3 separate regions of the Homo sapiens genome follow, and regions 2 and 3 are each linked to region 1. A link is a contact called in ENCODE Hi-C data. All regions are on one chromosome and are shown on one strand. The core of a region is the stretch at or near the end of the contact, and the rest is flanking DNA. Distances in the headings are between cores, read along the strand shown. Region 1 holds the start of ADSS2 (adenylosuccinate synthase 2). Region 2 overlaps OPN3 (opsin 3). Region 3 has its middle 8.8 kb from the start of MIR3916.

Region 1 (4,873 bases), core at 1,719-4,218:
ACTAGATGAATGACCTGTACCCAGGGTTGGGCCTCTATTTAATTCTTCTCTCTTCTTCTTAAAATAAATATTGATTTAAAATTAAGGCAGCAGTAGTGGTTGTCCTTTGATGCAAGTCCTACATATTTATGGATCTGGGGAACCTACCAAGTTATAAATAACTCCCCATAAATCCTGAATCTGAACAACACAGGCCTTAAGCGCTGTTAAGAGTGAAAACGCCACTAGGTTTGCATCTATTGTTTCCAAAAAGGCATTTTATACATTAAAATTTATCATTAAATGCAATGCCAGTTTTTCTTTTTAAAACTATATTTTATGTTGGGAGAAAGTCCTTATGAGTCTACTGGTGAAATACGGATACATTATGTGTACATCACTTCTGGAGAAACAGTACTGAATAAAATTTGAACTCATGACATAAATATGGCAGAATATATTAAACTCTAACAAAGGACATATTTTCACTAACACACAAAACTTAAGACATCAAACAAGGCAATCCAAGCTCACAATGTCTTACTGTTGATTTTTTCCAGCTCTCTATACACACTCACTAAGAACTTCAACATTCCAATTTTATAACCTAGGGGAACTTCATTAAGTAGATGCCAGCTTACTAGGGCTAACCAAATAATACAAAGTTACCAAGGTAAATCACAAAAGAGATAATGCTTAAATCTATTCATTACTCATCTATTTTTTGCTAACAAGACTAATAAAGAATCCTAATGATACACTTTTAAAAAGCACTAAAAGAACATAAGGATTCTATAAGGAAGGTAGTTAAGTCAAAAATACACAGGTGAGGGAAGTCTGCCCAACAAGGCCCCTCATTTGTTTCTCCACTATCTTCAGCTAACATTTTAAAGCCAAACTTAGTTCCTTCTCAATCACTTCTCTAGCCTTTCCAAGGGCATCAGATCAGGTTGGTCCATGACTTCAAGACTACTTTCTCGGTAACATTAGTAACACCTTCTCCAAGCTACAAACTACTTCTAATATTTCTCCATAGAATATTAAAATTGAGGATCCTTTAGAATAAATACCATAATGGTTGTGTTCTCCAAACCTTCTTACAACCCATAGTGTAGCTCAACCTGAGCTATTTCCATATTAACGAGATGTCAAGATGTCAGTGAAGGAGACACACAGGCCTCAGCCTCTCTCCCGCTGTCGACAGCAAGAAAGCTCGGTATTCGGATACGTCTTCCCCACAGCATGACCAGATCTGAATGTAAGACAAAAGGTAGGTAAAGGCTGGATTTCTGGAGTATTTCCTAAGAAAGTGCGGGGCAGGAATTTAATGGCAACACCCTGAAGATTGCTAAGGTACAAAGTGTGTTGCCAGAGGGGTGGAGAAATAATAGGCTGGAAGGGAAGGAGGGAGAGGTGGTAGTGACAGTTTCCTAAGAGGCAATTAGTGCAACAGCTATTTCAGAATGGGCAGGGTGGATTTCTAAATGAAAACAAAACAAAACGAAACAAGGTAAATCAGAGAATATTTGCAGTATTTGCATTTAGCTTTTTAACATACCTGTGATTTCATTGTTTCTGCATGCTCAAAATGGTATTCAAGGGGGCCTATAACTTACTAGAACATATACAGCATGGCACCATCATATCATGCCATGCATGTTCAAAAACAAATATTCTTGCAACCTAAACAGATAGCAGTTAACTTCAAATATTACATTATGCTTTGTTTTGAAAGTGGTTATTGCTCATCTGCTTAGAATTTTGAAACTGGAGAGAGTTATCTGAGAGCCTTTACAAAGGCCTTACCCTGTATGCTGCGTCAAAGGAAACGACAAATAGGAAGAAAGGTTACACTGAAAACCACGTGTCTCCCGTTAGAAGTACATTACCACCTCGTTTTCCGAAAGTTCACTTTCGATGTCACCTTAACAATGCAAATATTTATTTCCAAATACTCAATTTGACATCCATGTATTTACTTCCCTCACTTTTTTTGAACAGAGAAGGGATTCCTTCCTCTGGGACCAACTAGTAAAAGTAATTTCTCCTTAACTTTCATGTATGGAGCACACTGTAAAAACAAAAACAAAAACAAGAAACTCAGGGCCCTAAAACAACAGTCCAAAGCCCAGAGGTGGGTGGGTTTGGATGTCAACAAAGTGGACCAGAGGAAGCAAAGCACTGCATGCCACGGTCCTGCAGATGGGGGATCGGTGAGTCTGATTTCAGGACGTTTCGAAACAATCCACTCCCACTCCGCCGCCCTGGGCGGGGCGGGGGGGCGGTGATGGGGGGTTCTGCCGTCGCGCCGGGTCTCCGCCCGCAGTCGGAAGAGTTGGGAGCAGGCCTCGGGCGGTAGCTCCTCAAACTCGGACCGCATCCCACCTCCACCCCGGCCTCAGTCCCGGCGCTGAGCACCACTCGCCAGACGCAAAACTGCAACTGCCAGGCATCGCGCATCTCTCAAAGGCTCCCCGCCAGCCCACCTCTTCCTCCAGGGCCACCCCAAGTTTCACCCGACGCTCCAGGTCAGGGGTCCCCGACCTCCCGCCATTTCTCCACGTAGCCGCAGCTCAGGACAGGAGGAGAGAGCCTCAAGGTGACACCTCATTTTGGCCAGTGGATCCGGGTTCTGGGTCCGAGTTCCCGGGCACCAGGAGCCAGGCAGCCCGAGCTCCCGGGCCCGGCTTCCCATGAGAGGCCCCGTCGCCTCACCTGGCAGCGGCACACGATGTCGGCGTCCTGCGCCAGCAGGTCCACCACCTTCCCTTTGCCTTCGTCGCCCCACTGCGCACCGAGCACCACCGTCACCCGGTTTCCTCCGGGCCGCGCCCTGGGGCGGCCGCAATCGCCGTTGGGCAGGGAGGATGCCGCCGGGTAGGTCTCGGCGAACGCCATGGCTCCAGTGACGCGAGGAGAGCCCGAAGGAGAGGCGGCCGGCGAGGAGTGAGCGAACTGAACTGCTCTGCGGCCGCCAGCCACATGCAGAGGAAGAAGGAGCCAGAGGCCGGCCCCGCCCCCGCCCCGCCGGGCCGCCACCCTCCAGCCAGTCCCCGCCCCGCTCTCCGCCACAGCCCGCTCAAGGGGGTACCATGACTGCCCCGCGCAGGCCGGCCTCGGCAGCACCGCCCGCAGGAAGAGGCCCTGGTGGCGGCAACGGCCGCCACCCCGGACCGAGGCCACGCCCCTTCCGCGGCCTGGCGCGCCACTCCCGTGCAAACCTCGCGAGCGGAAAAGGTCAGGGGCGGGGCTTCGAGAGCGCTTCTCCTTCAGCACCCCGCCTACCCGCTCTACCTCTCGCTTTCAAACTGGAGAGGCGCGGAAGCGCGTGTGGAGCGTCGGACTACAAATCCCAGCATGCAACGCTCTGGGCTGCGGCGGTGTATTCTGGGGCCACTGTGTCTGCCATCTGCAGGTTTGTCTGGATTTGTCTTTATTAAGGAATGAATGTGTACAAAATACAAACTGTGGAATTTCGCAGTACAAACAGCATAAAATCGGAACGTGTAAGTGTAGAATTGGAAATTAAAAGTCCGGAAGTAACAGAGATGGGGACAGGGATCAAAAAAGACAAAATTCAAAAGTAAGGCAATAAGATAAAGGACATGAGACCTGAAATCAATAGATCAAATAAAGTCCTAATCCTCATTTTACATAGTAGTAACAAAGGCTCAGAGAGGAGGAGTGGATTACCTATGTCGCATATAGTACATATATGCAGATACCGTCATGCACTTCTTTATTTTTTAATCCCCACAACCATATAAGGTAGGTGATCCTCTATTATCCTTATTTTACAGGATTTAAAAGCTGGGTAACTTGCCCTAGTGAGGCTTGAATTGGTACTTCGATAATCTAAGTCCAGAGCCCATGTCCTTCCTGTAGATTCCACTGTCTCTCAGTTACATTTGTAACTAGATTCTGGTGTATACCTACTGTTCATCTAATGCCCTTTCGACACCAACACAAATTAACTATGATGTTTAATTCTGATAAAAGGTGCTTCGAAAAAAAGTGGGAATGGAATCACATTATATGTACCGTCTCCCAAATCGCCTGTACATACTGTATGTTCACTAATGGTCCCTAGAGTACACTTTAGTATTTTATTTCTAGTCAATGAGTTAAGTCAGGAACATTGAGAACCTGCTATTAACTAACTAAGTGTCCTGGGCACTGATAACATAGGAGAAATAAAGATACAATTCAGCCCTCAAGGATTCAAATTATTTGGTCTATTGATTAGTAAACAATTATAATACTATGTGATAATTGTTGTCTATCTTGGCCTTATTACAAGATCACAAACATTTTGGAAACAAGAATGCCATCTATTTCTTTCTAGTCAAATGCCCGAGGTAGTGTTGGGCAGATAGTAGATACTGAATAAGCACACCTTACTAGTCATTTCCATTCAATTTTTTAAAATCATTTATGGGAGACTGATTTGAGTAATAATAAAACTCTGGTTTCCTGCACAGCCAGCTCTACATGAATTACTCTTTCTCTATTGCCATTTGCCTGTCTTGATGAATTGGCTCTGTCTAGGCAGTGGACAAGGTGAACCCCTTGGGCGGTTACAAATTTGGGGGCTTGTCTGGCATTGCCTTTGTGGCTACCTACTCGTGGTTCAGTGGCCCCCCTCCAGCAATGGATCCAGAAGCCTGCCCAAGCGGCCACCCAGTTCTCTTGGACTGGGGGCTGACTCTGGTACTCTCTCTACTGGTGGGGTGCTGCCAACCCAGTGTGCATGGATTTAATTGCAATGGAGAAATAGCCCCGGGGAGACGTCCCTTAACTGTAACCCTATCACAGGGTGTCTGTCTGTAGCCCCATTGCAGGGCAGGGTGTCTGGATTGGTGAGTATCCTAGGTGCTGCCAACGCCTCCTTTCT
Region 2 (4,873 bases), core at 1,605-4,104, 2.8 Mb before region 1:
ATAAATATTACATTGTAATGAACCCTATGCTTCACTTGGCAGTGTCTAGTTAAAGTTCTTATCTGCATTAAGCATACTGACTCATTCCATTGCAATTAAGTATTTTCTATAGTTAACACCCATCTATAAAATGCCAAGCTGCTGCCTATCTCATTGCTTGGTGAACCACCAGTGAGTGCAAATGTGTGTACAATTATGGATGGTTTATTTAGTCTTGAATAGGCTTCTCCGAAGCCATACTATTGTTATATATGTGTAATTTGATTAATTTGCCAATAGTCTGTCAAGTGAATAGCACCCCTTCCAAAAACAGTATGCTAAAATGTTTTTACATTGATTTTGAGGTAGTTGCCATGCATAGAAAGATTACCTCTCATTTCTATTAATATAATTGCTTTGCAGAGGAACGGTATTTCTGGATAAAATTATTTTAAAAATACCAAAAATTGCAAATTTCAAACCTATACCAAACTGGGGCAGGATGAAAAATATTCTCTCATATTCAAAACTTTTGTTTTGGAATCTGTGTTATAATAAACCACCAGAAGGAAGCCACTGTGAAGATTGGCGAGGGAAGGTAGCGGGGAACTGGGGGATCTATATGGGAGCAGCAAAGACAGCAGTTCCTATCAACAATGACCCTGTTGAAGAAGCACTGATAGGGGTCAGAAAACCTGAGGAAGAAAGCAGACTCCTTATGAATATTCAACACTTGCTCTAGTGCAGTTTTTCTCAACTTGGCGCTTATCGATATTTGGGGCTGGATAATTCTTTGTTATGAGGGAGCTGACCTGCATTGCAGAATGTTGAACAACACCCCAGCCCTCTACCCACTGAATGACAGTAGCATCTGATTCCCAGATGTGAAAACCAGAATGTCTCCAGACTTTGCCAATAAAAGGCCAAACACTCTGGTTTAAAAATCACTGCCTTAATGGGAGAAAATTAGCAAAATTATTTAGATGGAACCTCTTATATCTAAATGTGTACTATTTTTAAGTAGCTTTATTGACTCATATAGGCTTACCCTAAAACTAATGATCTGTACTAATAATACAAGAAGCCAGGACTATGATTGCGATATATTTTACCAGAGATGGGTCCTAGTGGTCCTCTGTTCCTCAGGTTGGAACCTAGAACAGTGTGAAGGCAAGAGGATGACATGGAAGAAAAGAGCCACTGGAAACTGCTAGCTGGTCTTTCAATTAGCAAATCGTTGCGGGGGGGTACCTGTGAAATGTAAGCAATTCCAGGGAATGCAGAGGTACCATACACATAGTCTTTGTTTGAAAGGAGATTACAATCTCCTGACAAACTATTTCCAGTGCAATTCTCATCTTTTGCTTTTTACTTTTCTATCTGGTTGGTACTTATGTTTCAACAGCAGGGGTCATTACCAATGTTATGTATTTATAAAATGAGAACAGAACAATGTACAGCTCATTTCTCCATAATACTTCACTTAAATCATTTTAGGAAATTAACTGTATTATTAATTGCCTAAAAACAAGACTCCAAGCACCTCCTCAGCCATACATTCCCCCAAATTTTTCCTTTAAAGCTGGTAAAATACTGCAATGGTTACACAAGCTTTAACTGTAAACTTAACTTACAAATATAGTAAAATTAACTTATAGTAATGATAAAAAATAAAGTTTCCCCATACTGGGTAATATTTACTTTTATGTCAGAGATGAATACGGAACAAGTAAGAGTCTCAAATGAGCAGCAATAGAGAACTCAAGGGCTTTAATTATATGATGTATAATAAAAAGAAATGGCATAAAACACACTGTACTAGTATCCTCAAGGATTAAACTATAAAATGCCTAAATATGTATCTCATTCTGACTGAATTATAATCAGGTATTCATCTTCCTGCTACACTTTGTCAACCCTGCACCTCTGAATCCAGTCATTCCTCTGATGTGTATGCCTTAATATTAAATAGTTGTCCAGAGTGTATTAGAATTAAATATATATTTAGCAACAAGCAAATGCCAAGAATCATAGGACATCAGCAGGGACCAATGAAGGTATTATATATAAAGATTTTAAGCTCGACATATCAGAATAAAGAGATCGTTTTTCTGATTTCAGGAGTGAACTTAACTCCCTTCTCTTTCAATCGGAGTTGGCCCATTTTATTATAATTATAAAAACTGTAATTTATAGGATTATTTCGCTATTTGTTGAAAAGCCAATCTAAAGTTCCAGAAGCCACCACTTTTTAAATAGTGCTTTATGTGTTACATATTCTTACATGTAATAAATCACTCTTGAGATGCAAGCAAAGCGAAACAGTAGCATTTCATTTCTCATTAATGGGTCTCAATACAAAGTAGGAGAGTCCAGGCAAGTCACTTAACTCCTCCAGGTTTTATCTACAAAGAAACTGGTATAAATACCTGCCCTTTCTTACCTTACACAGTTGTCCTGAGGATCACATAAGAAAATGTAGTTGTCAAGAGAAAAGTATTCCTACAAGTGCTGGAGCAGAACTGTTGTCATATATTTTTGTTATAGCCAAATTCTTTCAGGTGAATCACTCAGCTTTTGTACTGTTCGTGCCTTACAGAAAGCTGGAAGTACTGTGCCCCCTGCTGTTGAAATGTGAATACATTTGGTTGCTGGTTAAAAGGAAATGAACTACACTACAAATACCTCTTTATAATGAAGGTAAAAATACTAAAATAAAAATCTGAAAATTTTCAGAGGAAGCAGCCACCTTTACGCAACAGGAGCATGACTTTCACTTGATCCATCAAGATGAAGGCAAATAAAATTAATCTTAATCAGAATTTCTTGGTATTGAAACTTTATGATCGAATTTCTTTATACTTCCTCTCCCTAAGCCCTTGATGTCCTGGGCTTCTAGACCCAATCCCCTAGAGCTCCTCTTGGCTCCTTCCCCAGGCAAAAGAAAAAGTTTCTGATTAATGTGAAAAACTTAACTCACTGAATGTCATCCGAAATAGACTTCGGAGAGTGTTAAACGATTCGGCTTTTAACCTTTAAGCCACCTGTTTTCAACTGTGTAGTGAGTTTTGGCACCTTTTAAAAGGGATGCCGTGCACAAGGCAGAGACTTCTGTTTTGTTTTTTCTTTTGCCAGGAAACAGGAAGTGCTAGTTACAGTGGGGAGTGAGACGGGTAAAAAATGTTTTAAATGCTCATTAAGGTAAAAGGTACCTTACCTTAAGGAAAACATTCCAACAGAATGTTTGTCAGGTACAGAGCACTTATTTTTGTATCTCTAATTTCCCAGAATAATGCCAATTCATAACCCACAGTAGGTGTTCAATGGATGCTTATTAAATTAAATCACCTTGATTTGGATCTCTCACGCTGACTGGAAGAAAGGGTCTGTCGCATCCTCAGTCCCCCAAGATCTGGCCTTCGCACAGGTCTCTCTGCAAACCAGGTTCGGTCACATCTATGAATCCAACTTTCATCTCCACGGTTTTTAAGATTCCCAAGTGACATGTTTGCATTTAGGGGCATACTTTAATTAGTATATGACGTCTTCATGCTGATGTCCTAGAATGTATTACTAATATTTCTATTACTATTCCTTAATGGTGATCAACTAAGAAAAAATAAATTATGAAGTCCATCTTGACCAAGAATTCCTCCCCACCAAGATTTGTAAAACTTTCTGCCACACATATCTGAAGATGATCTTTTTTGACTTTAACACCTAGAAATGTATATTTTAATTTAAAATAGAATTTTAGAAACTTCTAAGAAATCAGTAATTTTCTCACCAGTTCAGTAAACCACTTTACCAATTAATCTTTTATTTTTTATTGCATACATCAATATTTAACAGAAGAAAAATAAAGAACCCCTAATGTTAAACTGAATTACATGTTATCTTCTGATTCTTTTCAATGTAGACCTAAATTTTCACATGTATCAGTAAACACAATTTATGTTCTTATTAACATTTTTGAATCTCACTTTTTTGCATACAATTTGACATATATCAATATTATTGAATGGCTATATAACATTCTGTGATAGCACTAGCAATACACCAAAATTTACTTAACCATTTCCAATCGTTGGGCTTTTTTCCCCCTTAAAGTTATCTGAGTGGAACTGCTAGAAAACTTTGTACAAATAGCTTTTCTTTCTTTTAAATATTTTCCTGGGCATATGCCACTCAAAGTGAGTATGTCAAAAGATCAGTTATAAAGCCCTTTTTATAGTCTTCTACACAGTTCTCTTAAAAGGCTACTAATACACAATGCTGCTGCTATAAGGACACATGCAATTAAAACAGTTTTGCTAATACAATAGCATGAACTAAGTCAAAGTTGCATTTTTAATATTAGGAAATTTGAATACCATTCAAATTGATTTTTTATATCATTTATACACGATCGCTTTATAAATTTGCCTAAGAGTACAAACCCTTATGGATATGCATATAGTTTTACAAAAACTGAGTGCATCCATGTGTAATGCAAATAGCTTCTTTTAAATTCCATCTTGTTTTGTCTTTTTCCTATTTACTACACATTTAAAACTTTTTCTCTTAGTTGATCTACCTTGCCAATTGCCATGAAGTTCCTTTATACCACTATTGGTGTGAGACTTGTAGTATTTTTCTTTTTATACTTAACATTTTAATTCATTTGGAATATCACATGTAAAGTGGATCTAATCTTTCCACACTGACATCTAGCTAGTCTTTCCACCAGCAGTTATTAATATTTCTTTCTTTCCATTGGCTTATTAATTTCAGTTAAACTTTCTACTTGGCACCACAGAATATTCAGAAAGGTTGCTTAATAGCATGTTTTAAGGATTTGGAGAGCAAGGCTCCCATTTTTTCCCCCTAAATTAAAAAAACTTACATCTTTGCT
Region 3 (4,873 bases), core at 745-3,244, 2.8 Mb after region 1:
TTACATTGTATACCTCAATAGAAAAAGCAAAACTCTCTATCAGTTTCAGACAATAAACATGTCACATTATTTCCGTAATTCAAATCATTCAGTAAACAATCACATATGAACATATCTAGGAGATGCCAAGTCCCATCTTGTAAAATTCAGTATTAAACTCAGACATCTAGATAATAGAGATATCAACTCCACAAGTCCTCTACCCTGCAAAAAAGAGGAACTAATATTTTGATGAAGCAATGTAATTCACCAATTAATCTACTACTTTTTTTGTGGAAATGTATTCATTTCCTATAGCCATACTGGAAGAGGATTTTCCCTATTACTTTCCCTGGTAGCATTCCCACAGCTACGCCCTGGGATTCTGTTTAAAATCACCCCTAAAAAGGAACAGGCCTGACAAACTTACTATACTCTAGGGAAGAAAAAGGTAAATCAGAATTTTTAACAAGTGAATATTTGACTATATATGTAATGTCTTTTCTGAAATCCACCTCTTAAACATTTTCTTACCTTTGAAACTCTACTGTTAAAATGCAATTGACAGTTAATAAAAAACTAAGGTTGAATTAAGTGAAAAAAATGTTTCAAGGTGTAAAACCCAGGAAGTGGCAATGCTGATTGGAACACAGACAAATCTGACTCAAGTGCCAAGTCAGGCCGTCCTATCACTTGGGACCTTCCTCTGTTTCCATACTGCTCACTGACCACCTTCCCGCCTTGCCCAGGAGCCACCACACTGTGCCCCACTGGGTGCCCCAAGTGGCTTGACTTTGCAGATTCTCGCGCCCCCTCACTGCAGTGGGTCTTCCTTGTCCTTTGGAACAGTTTTTCCCCCTTCACAAGTCTGAGAGAATCCAGATGTCAGAAATCATTTCTGTTTTTTCTTCTCAATATCAGCATCCAACTGGCTGACCAGCAATGTGTCCCCAAGGAACAGACGCTGGAGTTGGGTGAAGACAATCTGCATGTCCTAAGGGGTTAGCTTTGTAAATGAAGGGTAGGACCAGCTTCCTCTCAGCCCCAGGGCATCCATCTGCTCCCTTAAGAGGCTCCACCTCCATCACTGAGGCTGTCCTCTGGGAGGAAAGGAACAACGTGCTAATGTTCACTAAACATGCCTTGAGATGGGTCACCCCCAGACAATTATGAAACCCAGGCACAGAAAAAGACTGGAGGGTGGCTGAGGACACATGACCTTGTAAAATTTCCAAAGCAGAACCTCAAACCAAAGACATTCCGATAAGGTGTCTGTGCCTGGGGAAGATAAAAGAAGAGACACAAAGATTTTTTTTAAAGCAGTGTGTCAGGTGATTCTTCTCTGCTCACATAAAATGTTTACAAACAGAAAACAGATGTCTAAAAAAAGTGCCATCCAATGCTCTGTGAAAAAATGATGAAAACACTGTGTGTGAAATGTACAATAAAGGACACACAGGCTGGGGGGACAGGATGGTGGATGTGAGACCGTGCTTGCCACACATTTGGAAACGCAGTGGAAAACCAGTCCCCCTCTGGAGTGTTTAAAATAATTAACTAGCAATCAATTAGACTGAAGTAGCACTAGGACCATCGGTTCCTAAGGAAAAAAATCTAACTGAAATACATGTCTTGTAAATTACTACCTTAGGAAGAAACGATTTTCAGCCTGAACCAACCACAAACCTCCAATTAACCTCTCATTAAATAACCAGGAAATTTCCACCTGGACAGTCCACATAAGGCGACTCCACAACTGTAACTGTAACCAAGTTCTGAATTTGGTTCGCTTCCTTATGCCCCTTACAAAAGCCTTTGCTCCAAGCACCCACAAACCATGACTGGGCGCTCTGCATTGATGAACAGCTCTTTGCTCAAATAATCTCTTTAACGTTTAAACCTTGATTCCCTTTTCATTTTTACCAGGAGAAAGGAGGGCCTGGGACCCCACAGCCCACAGCTCCTCCCACGCAGTGGCTCCTCCTGGGTCGGGGCTCTCCCCCAGGCCCCTGCCGTCGCCACCGCACAGCTGCCAGCGAGGGGACGCGCCGGGCGGAAGTCGAGCGCAGAAGCGGACCGGACGCCGGGTGAGGCTGGCGGCCCAGCCCACATCCTGAGGCCAGGGGAAGCTGAGGGCCGGGCGGGTCCAGCGGGGTCTCGGGTCTGCAGACTCCGGAGGCAGCTGTGGGGAGGCCTGGGGCCGCCACAGCCAGTTCCAGCCCGTTTCCATCAGCCCCCTGCCCACCTCGGGACCCCGCCCACATACTCACCATTTCCCAGCTTCCCGGGTGTCCAGGCTGCTTAGCTATGGATCTCCTGATACCTGCAGGTCAGAGGGCAAGAGGCTGTGGCGGCCACCTGAGCTTCCCCGAGCAAAGCACGCCGAGCACAGAAGACGACCCAGCTGAGGCTGGCAGGAGAGACGAAGGCCCCGCCAGATCCCGGAAGCCGCGCCCTTCTGTCCGGCTGCACGCCCGATTGGACGGTTCCTACGTCAGCGCCCCTGATTGGATAGGGCTCCAGGCCCCGCCCCCTCAGTCCCTGAGTGACGGAGGATGTGATCGGACGCTGGGCTGAGGGCGACAAAGTGACAGGTTCTTGGCTGCAGCCTTTTCATGCAGGGCTTCCTGCTTGCGCTGGGCCTGGCCCAGCCCAGGGGGCATTTTCATTTAACCTTTTGTATAAGGTTATATCCATTTATAAATAATATATATATGTTATTCACAAATGAAAACAATATAATGGCAATGATTTTAACATTTCAGATTTTATGACCTTTCTGGCCTCTGGTAGTTTGATCAGGCAGCCTGAAATTTCAAAAAGGGAGGCAATCCTTTAAGAAATAAAATGTAAGCCACGTGTGAATTTTAAATTTCCTAGTAGCCACCTTTTAAACATTAAAAGTAACAGGTGAAACTGATTGTAATAATTTATTTAACCCAATATATTCAAAATATTATCATTTCAATGTATGATCAATATCTCAATATTCATCAATATATTAATGAACTATATAATTTTCGGTAGTCAATCTGTGAAACTCACTCTGTATTTCACCTTCCCAGCACGTCTCTGTTCAGCCACATTCCAGGCCCTCAGTACTCACACATGGCCAGTGGCTGTCACACTGCCGTGCAGCTCTGAGGGAGGTGAACGGTCTGAACCCTCATTTCCTTCCAGCAGTGAAAGATCGGTCCTCCTTATCAACGTCTCTCCCCAGGCCAAAGGCTGAAGGGACAGGGCCCTAGAGAGAGCAAGGGCTGCAAAAAGAGAGTGTCCACAGGTAGACCATTGCTGCCCCGCCTGCTGTCCATCTTCCTCCCAAAAATCAGACAGTCAAAAAAAGAACAATGGAGCCCCCAGGAGGACCTAATCCCCAGTCTTCAGGTCTTCCACAGCTTTGACTTCCAAAGTTTAGATATACAGAAAATAGATTAAACAAACTTCTGATATTGGTATTTGGCCTTGGCGCTAATAAACAGGCTATTGGTTGTCTTTTTCCTCCTATGGTGTGGGAGACTGGGTGAGTTTATGCACCAATCACGTGTACACATCTACATGTATCTCTACATAACTCACCACCGTCTAACAAGAGATCCAAATTTAAATAAAGGGAAAAGAAAATCAATACCTATAGGGTGCCTACTGTTTGCAGGTAACTAGTAATCAGTCTCTCATTGAATTCTGACATCCTGTCTGTAATGGGTGTGTGTGTTAGTTAGTTAGTGATGCATAACAAACCACCGAAACTTACTAGCTCATGATTCGGCTGGTCAGCAATTTAAGCTAAACTCAGCTGGGCAATTCTTTTGGTCTCAGCTGGGATCCTTCAGACATGTGTGGGCAGATGCTGATTGCAGCTGTTTCTAGGGGTGAGTTGCCTGTCAACTGGGGCACCTTCGTTCTTCTCCGTGTGGTATCTCGTTCCCCAGCAAGTTAATGTGTGCTTATTATCATAGAGATAACAGGATTCTGAAAGAAAAACAAAAGCACTCAAGTTTTGAACCTAGGTCCCAGACTAGCACACTGTTATATGTTCAGTTTTCTGTTGACCAGAGCAAATAAGACTCTAAACATTTTGAAATACAGATTTTGCCTCTTGAAGGGAGCAGCTATAAAAGCACTTTGCAAAGGACATGTATACAGGGAGGAATGAAGAATATTTGCAATCAGTATCATTATGCCTTTTCTTGCAGATGAGGTTTATATAAGTGTTCCTAGTCAAGAAACTTCCAAAACCCCACAGCTACTAAGCAGCTGGATTGGGATACAGAATCAACTGTAACTCCAAAGCCTGTGTACCTCCATAGACCATACTACTCATGCAACTGCCCTGGGTCTTCAAGGTTCTGGAGAGTTATACTTCTGCTGTTGAAGCAGAATTCTTTTGATATTTGTGCCCATATGGTACTGTTTATCATTGGCATAACATCCCTCAAGAAACTGCAGAAGCATGTTGGAAGGATATGGAATATTTAGGAAAATAGCTGAGGAATGAGTTTAGGAAATCAAAGCCAAACAACACATTATTTATTTTTCATCATAGGAGACTTTGAAAACATAAAATGTATTCCATATATCTGCAAATTCTTTTCATCATTTTTGGGTATTTTTAGGCTGCTTATGATTTTAACACAGACTAAAACTGCTGTGCCTGAAATAGCCTCTTATTCTGAAAGCAAGTGACATAAAGATAGGTCTGCTGATAAGACATTTTCTCCTGCTGCAATTTAGCAAAATATCTGAGTATGTCTTAAAGTTTTCCTTAGATTTTTAACAGGGCCAATTTATAGGCAGTAGCTCAGAAGTGTAGATGGTCCCACAGGGCTTGTGACTGGCATCTGGGTTGTTCAGACTTCTTTATATATTTTCACTAACAGTTCTTTATCAGCTA

The links. A loop is a pair of places that touch in the nucleus more often than their neighbours do. Pooled maps may share reads with other maps.
Region 2: a loop to region 1 is called in a map of CD4-positive, alpha-beta T cell, with 4 times the contacts of the local background. The contact joins the enhancer-like site here to the promoter of ADSS2 in region 1. A Hi-C loop is called at or near these places in 2 of 168 maps with a recorded cell type or tissue (CD4-positive, alpha-beta T cell and naive thymus-derived CD4-positive, alpha-beta T cell), 3 of 37 single-sample maps with no recorded cell type and 3 of 50 pooled maps.
Region 3: a loop to region 1 is called in a map of B cell, with 16 times the contacts of the local background. The contact joins the enhancer-like site here to the promoter of ADSS2 in region 1. A Hi-C loop is called at or near these places in 2 of 168 maps with a recorded cell type or tissue (B cell and naive thymus-derived CD4-positive, alpha-beta T cell), 2 of 37 single-sample maps with no recorded cell type and 12 of 50 pooled maps.

The regions. Positions count from the first base shown.
Region 1 is chr1:244,448,941-244,453,813 of GRCh38, forward strand. ADSS2 (adenylosuccinate synthase 2) reads right to left here and starts at 2,969. Exons shown (of 13, transcript NM_001126.5): 1 at 2,695-2,969. The coding sequence starts at 2,877. It also overlaps a transcript of CATSPERE not described here. RefSeq lists silencers at 2,149-2,428, 2,869-3,358.
Region 2 is chr1:241,625,082-241,629,954 of GRCh38, forward strand. The region is part of intron 1 of OPN3 (opsin 3); the gene reads right to left. It overlaps CHML (CHM like Rab escort protein), which reads right to left. Exons shown (of 2, transcript NM_001381853.1): 2 at 3,770-4,873. Among named protein-coding and RNA genes, the nearest start is that of CHML, 13 kb to the right of the region's middle. Within about 2 kb of position 2,855, at least 7 of the 41 ENCODE cell types and tissues checked have a DNase peak (open chromatin) inside an H3K27ac peak, as active enhancers do; they include CD4-positive, alpha-beta T cell, where a contact is called at or near this core.
Region 3 is chr1:247,208,442-247,213,314 of GRCh38, forward strand. No RefSeq gene overlaps it. Among named protein-coding and RNA genes, the nearest start is that of MIR3916, 8.8 kb to the left of the region's middle. RefSeq lists silencers at 2,008-2,217, 2,358-2,617 and an enhancer at 2,024-2,523. Within about 2 kb of position 1,995, at least 35 of the 41 ENCODE cell types and tissues checked have a DNase peak (open chromatin) inside an H3K27ac peak, as active enhancers do; they include B cell, where a contact is called at or near this core.